2 separate regions of the Homo sapiens genome follow, and region 2 is linked to region 1. Evidence: chromatin loops called from intact Hi-C (ENCODE). Cell type or tissue: sigmoid colon. All regions are shown on one strand. Links, peaks and the distances in the headings refer to the core of each region. The heading gives the core; the rest is flanking DNA.

Region 1 (2,914 bases), core at 307-2,806:
TGTGCTACATATAAACTTGTGGCTCCTTGTTTAGCCTCACCCCTGAACTGCAGGATGATTCCCCAGCAACTCATTTAATCTTTCTTTACTGCAGTTTCTTTATCACTAAAACGCGATGTTTGAAGACCATGGCTGAAGTAGCCAAATAATATTATCCAATTAAAGTGAAAAGCACCATATAAATGCTACAGAGGCTAAGACTTAAATAGCCACATATGGTTTGGGGAAAAGCACTCCAGTGCATCAGCTAGCAGTAAAAACATGCAGGAGCGAAATGATCTGGCTGGAAATGAACTGCAAATTGATAAACATTTAGTTGCTAATGCAGTGTTTATTATTTTTTACTAGGATAAAAATTAACTTGTGCGGCCTTAGCCAGCAAACACACTGAACTCTACCATCTGGGTAGTGGAATCGGTATTTCTGTAGCCTCGGGTTACAGGTGACTGTTGCCAGATTTGATTTTATTGGCAAATAGGTCCTGGTGTGTCCGGACAACAGAACCGCGGGATGCTTCTGGAAGCACAAACACGCCAGCGCACCAAAGGGTAACATTCGAGAGGGAGCTTAGGGCCACCCTCAACCAGACTCAGAATCCTGTATTTCCCAAAAAGAGGTTGCTACTTGTGTTGAAGAATCGCCTTTAGCCTTCGAAATCAGCCAGGGCTGCAAGGCGACGACCTCTCGAGGAACCGGGGGTTCGGGCAGCGGGGGATGGGGGGCGCCTGGAGCTGGGAATGGGACGCAGGGGGCGGACGCCGGCGGGACCACGTGACAGCGCCAGCAGCGGCCGCAGCTGCCCCAGCTGCAGACGCCGCCGTCCTCTCCCCGGGGCCGTTTTCCATGAGCTTTGCAAGCAGCTGGATCAATTTACTCGAGCCACAGCGCCCTACACAAGCACGGTCTGAATTATTACTCATGGAAATCCCCTCTGTTTCATGGAATCAGGTAGCTTTCAAACTCCCAACAATTAATGGCCCTTTTGGTCAAAGGAGAATAGCAAAAAAATAAAACAACCCCCGCCCCAACCCACCCCCCAGAAAAACCCAACCCAGACTGCCAGGCTGAGGGCTTCTAAACAGTCCGTTTGGTTTCTAGTAAATTAGAGAGAGTGGGTGGTTGAGGTACAAGTAATGCTATCCTGTAGAGTGTGGTCTTCTTTGACGTCAGCAAAATGTTTCTCTCGCGTTTCTGCTTCTTTCCCTCTCTCCCTCCTTTTCCCTCTCCACCCTCCTCCTTCCCTCTTTATGTCAAAGAGACAGATGACATAGGGTAACTGTGGAAATGTGCTCATAGTTTTGCAACATAGCTCACAGGCTCAGAAAAATTCCCACATTTTAAAAAATGAAGAGTATTGTGGGAGGTGGGTAAATTGGCAACACAAAAATACATGCTACCCAGGAAAGGAAGGGGGAAAGGCTGCTGGGAAGTGCAGTCACCACCACTGGCGGTATGGTCTTCCCTCCATCCTGCCCGGTTAGCAGCTCTGTCTGAGGGAACATTCTTCCTGTGGCGAAGAACACATTCTTGCTCCAGCTGGCCTGAAATCGGATCCTGGAGAGCATGCGCCCTGCTCCCTGGCTACTGTATTTGTGGGACCCATCCCGGACTGCTGAGCCAGGATTTCTGTTGGCTCTGCTCCCCCTCACCCCCCTTCAGCTAGAGTTGTTTTTCTCTACTCATCAAAGGCAGCAACAGCTGCCCCCATGGGTTAGCATAGAACTTTCTAGAATAAGGATTCCAAGTCTAGGCAAACATTTGTAACCTGACCCTGCAGTACTTTTGTTTCCCCTTCAAATTGCTTTTGTCAGCCCCACTGTTTCAACAGGGGCAGCCGTGGACACCCTAGGGGTCTGGCCCGACAGTCACAGGGTGAGGATTGGTGGAGTGGGCCACTCCCTTTGTGGCTGTGAATTGCCATTTGGTCTCTAGAGTAATGTGACTCTCACATTCTTTGCCCAGGCAGCTCTTTAAAAGCAGGAATCTATCCTGACCTCGCGGGTTCTGACGTGCTGACTGCAAGTGTGGTTTCAGGCAGGCAGAGAAAGGAGCGGGGCCCAGAGTACACATAGGCCTGGTTTTCTCCATGTGGGGTGTACTGGCTTCCCCCTCATCCCTTCCCTGATCTAGACAGCAAGGGCATCAGAGAACCTTAGAACAGGGAGTACTTTGTAAACCAAAGCCTCTAAATGCTGCAGACACCAGGTTCATATGAAAAGCATATCTGCCATGGAAAAAATACATGCACGAGAAAATGGAGCAAGGTCACATGAATCTACTCAGAAATGAGACCTGGAACCTGAAAAAGAACCTCTGTGTCTGTGTGTGCTTGTGTGTGTGTGTGTATTGGGGGAGGGATAGGTGCATAGCAGCATCATAAGCAGATAACATAAGAGCACAGCACACAGTAGATATTTATTAGGTTGTGCAAAAGTAATTGCGGTTTTTGCCACTAAAGGTAATGGTGAGAACCGCGATTACTTTCACACCAGTGTAATAAGGATTGGGCGGATGAACAAATGAGCAAGTGAATGAATTACAGGAATGAATTGGTTTAGAAAACAAAGCAAAAAGGAGCTGAAACTTTCTCAGGGGTGGATGGGGGTAGAGCTGCTGGATCAGTTTGGAAGAGAACAGACTTCTAAAGTGTAAACTTTAGAGCACTTTGTAAACCAAAGCTTCTAAATGCTGTAAATGCTGCAGACACCAGGTTCATGTGAAAAGCGTATCTGCCATGGAAAAAAATACACGCACGAGAAAATGGAGCAAGGTCACATGAATCTACTCAGAAATGAGACCTGGAACCTGAAAAAGAAAGTGTGTGTGTGTGTGTGTGTGTGTGTGTATTGGGGGAGGGATGGGTGCATAGCAGCATCATAAGCACATAAGAGCGTAGCACACAGTAGATATTTAT
Region 2 (2,914 bases), core at 277-2,776, 82 kb after region 1:
TGGCTACTGCCACTGCTTCTCCCTAGGGGCCTGCCCCAAGCCCCACTCCTGGGCTGAGGTCTGGCCCCTCCCCTCCCCTTGCTAATCATAGTGCCCTGTCATAGGTGATGTCATTTCCCAGTACACTGAGAAACGCGAGGGTGGGAGCTTTGGCCTGTCCAAATCCCAGCACCCATCACATAAAATGCAAAATGAAACACACCAACCACAGATAAAGTCCAGATGGTATTCTTATTGCTGGCATTGCAATATCAGTAAGTATCAGCAAGTAACGATCATTCCCCACACCTCCCTTTCTTGGGTCTAAGGAAAACTTGTAAGGTTGTGTGGATCCACGTCGAGGACTGTCTGCTTGGAGGTGGGAGACTCTTCTGGGGAAAGGCAGATGGTGAAGAAAAACAAGAGCTGTTTTGCTGTTGTTGCTTTTAATCAATCTTTTATTCACAGCTACAAACTTTAATCAATTATGGATAAAACACAAAAGCTTTTTGAAATGCTGATAAAGGAACCCATACCGAGAGACCAAATAAAATCCGAGTGCTGAGCTGGCCATGGGCTTGGCAGGTCAGCAGCACATGGAGGCACAGAGATGGTGGCACCAACAGAAAGGAATGTGGGAAAATTTTGTCCCCCAGATAATATGAATAGAACAGTAAAATGAGGTTCAGGGTTGAAATGGCAAAGCCAACGTTGCTGTCATTCTCTTGGGTCCCTTCCATGTGCTGGGCTACGATTATAAATGGGGCATGCTGGCTGCATGCCAGGGGCTCCTGGCCTCCAGGAGACAGACACTGTCACACCAGGCTGAGCAAGTGCCATAAAGTCAGGGATTGCTTGGGGCCAGGAGTTAAAGACCAGCCTGGGCAACACAGCAAGATGCCATTTCTACAAAAAAAAAAAATAATAAATAATAATTATATATATATATATATATATATATATTTTTTAGCCAGGCGTTGCAGTGCACGCCTGTAGTCCTAGCTACTTGGGCAGCTGAGGTGGGAGGATGGCTTGAGTCCAAGAGTTCGAGGCTGCAGTGAGCAATGATCAAGCCAATGCACTCCAGCCTGGGTGACAGAGCAAGACAAGACCCCGTCAATCAATCAATCAGTAATAAAACAGGCCACTGGCCAGATTTGGCCTACAAGGCAGTAGTTTGCCTGCCCCTGGTTCAGATTAGAAAATATAGAGTTGAAATCCACTAGCATAGTCCCTCCAAGTCCTGCTTTTCTTCCCCCTTCCTATTCCACATGCCTGGATATTTTGTCATATCCAGTGATTCCAAGACATTGCTAAATGATCTGAAGATTACAGTGAGCTTGCCTTCATCTAAGCTCAAGAGACTGCAGTGCATAAAGATAATTTGTTCAACAGAGTGAGAACTGCTTTGCCAGGAGCGCTGAGTGTTTTAGTAATCAATCAATCAATCAGTCAGAGAAGAACTCATTAGGCGCATGGTGCTGTTCCACACTGGAGATGTGCAGAGCGTTGAGGCTGGATCCTCACAAGTGTTGAGGCTGGATCCTGGCACGTGGGTTGGTGAGAAATTCCTACTTCCCTATTGCCCGGGTACTCATTGCAGTTTCACACAGTTTTAGTTGTGTATAATCCTTGAGAGTCACATTTTCCATTTCTTAACCTATACAATGAAGAAATTCAACTAAATGGCAATGTGATTTTGTGTGTGCACCAGGGGACTTCTCAGCGAGGGCTTCTTGGAGATGTCTTGAAGGCGGCCATGTGCCATGTACGAGGACTGGCCTCAGGGCAGGCTGAGCCATGGGGGAGGGCTCTTAACTTGAGCCCCAGAGATGGAGGCTGTAGTGAGCCATCATCTCGCCACTGCACTCTAGCTGGACAACGGAGCAAAACGCCATCTCAAGAAAACAAAAGTATTCATTGTTTATATGAAATTCAATTCAAATTTAGCTGAGCATCTTGCCTGTTTATTTGCTAAATCTGGTAGCTCTCTAGGGAGAGAAGCAAGTTCACATTTGAGTGTCTGGACCTCCCAGCAACATACTAGTTGGTTCCTACAACCTGTGCGTGGGCATCAGTGCATGGAAATGGCGACAGGGAGAGATAATAAAACAGAAATAGAGGAGGGTAAGTAATTGAAGCCTCAGTATTTTTGCTGTCATTGCAAGAAGAAGGAAATGCTCTGACATATGGTGTAGATGAAGAGTTGAAAACTCAATGTCAGCCAGGCGCAGTGGCTCACGCCTGTAATCCCAACACTCTGGGAGACTGAGGTGGGTGGATCACCTGAGGTCAGGAGTTTGAGACCAGCCTGGCCAACATGGTGAAACCCCGTATCTACTAAAAATACAAAAATTATCCGGGCGTGGTGGCAGGCGCCTATAATCCCATCTGCTCAGGAGACTGAGGCAGGAGAATCGCTTGAACCCAGGAGGCGGAGGTTGCAGTGAGCCGAGATTGTGCCACTGCAGTCCAACCTGGGTGACAGAGTGAGACTGTCTCAAAAAAGAAAGAACAATGCCACAAGGACCTGGACAAGGAGTAAAAGTAAGTCAAGTGGAATGGATATAGCCACAGGGAACAGTGGGGACATGGGACACTGCGGGGGGTGCATGCCCCGCCTAAGAGGTCTGCTGGTACCTCGCTCCAGCTCACTCTGCCATGTGATCTTCAGGGCTCAGTGTGGAAGAGCTGATTCTCCTCAGGTTGACAGTCCTGGTAACCTCAACTGTGGATAGTGAGGCTGATTTCAGAAAGAGTTTTGGAGAGCCCGCAGAGTTCATGAGTAAAGCTGAATATAGTCCCAGCCTCAGCAAATGAAGGCTCCTTCAGCACTAAACCAACTACAAGCTTCACCTGGAAGCAGCACTGCCAGATAAACACAAGACACCCAGTTAAATGTGAACTTCAGATAAACAATGAATACCCTTTCTGT

Evidence for each region. Peaks named below come from ENCODE experiments on the same cell type or tissue, not always from the same donor. Only the 100,000 strongest peaks of a DNase experiment are listed, where the experiment ranks them.
Region 2: it touches region 1 in a loop (2.2-fold over the local background); 14 of 110 quality-filtered maps call a loop at or near these places.

Annotation. Positions count from the first base shown.
Region 1 is chr1:234,969,366-234,972,279 of GRCh38, forward strand. No RefSeq gene overlaps it. Among named protein-coding and RNA genes, the nearest start is that of LNCATV, 6.8 kb to the left of the region's middle. RefSeq lists silencers at 836-895, 986-1,035 and an enhancer at 1,656-1,815. In sigmoid colon, for the core only: no CTCF peak of the experiment used is centred there; DNase peaks (open chromatin) are centred at 766, 1,566 and 1,966; H3K4me3 peaks cover 1,109 bases; H3K27ac peaks cover 2,443 bases.
Region 2 is chr1:235,050,993-235,053,906 of GRCh38, forward strand. No RefSeq gene overlaps it. Among named protein-coding and RNA genes, the nearest start is that of LINC01348, 17 kb to the right of the region's middle. RefSeq lists an enhancer at 2-71. In sigmoid colon, for the core only: no CTCF peak of the experiment used is centred there; no DNase peak of the experiment used is centred there; H3K27ac peaks cover 690 bases.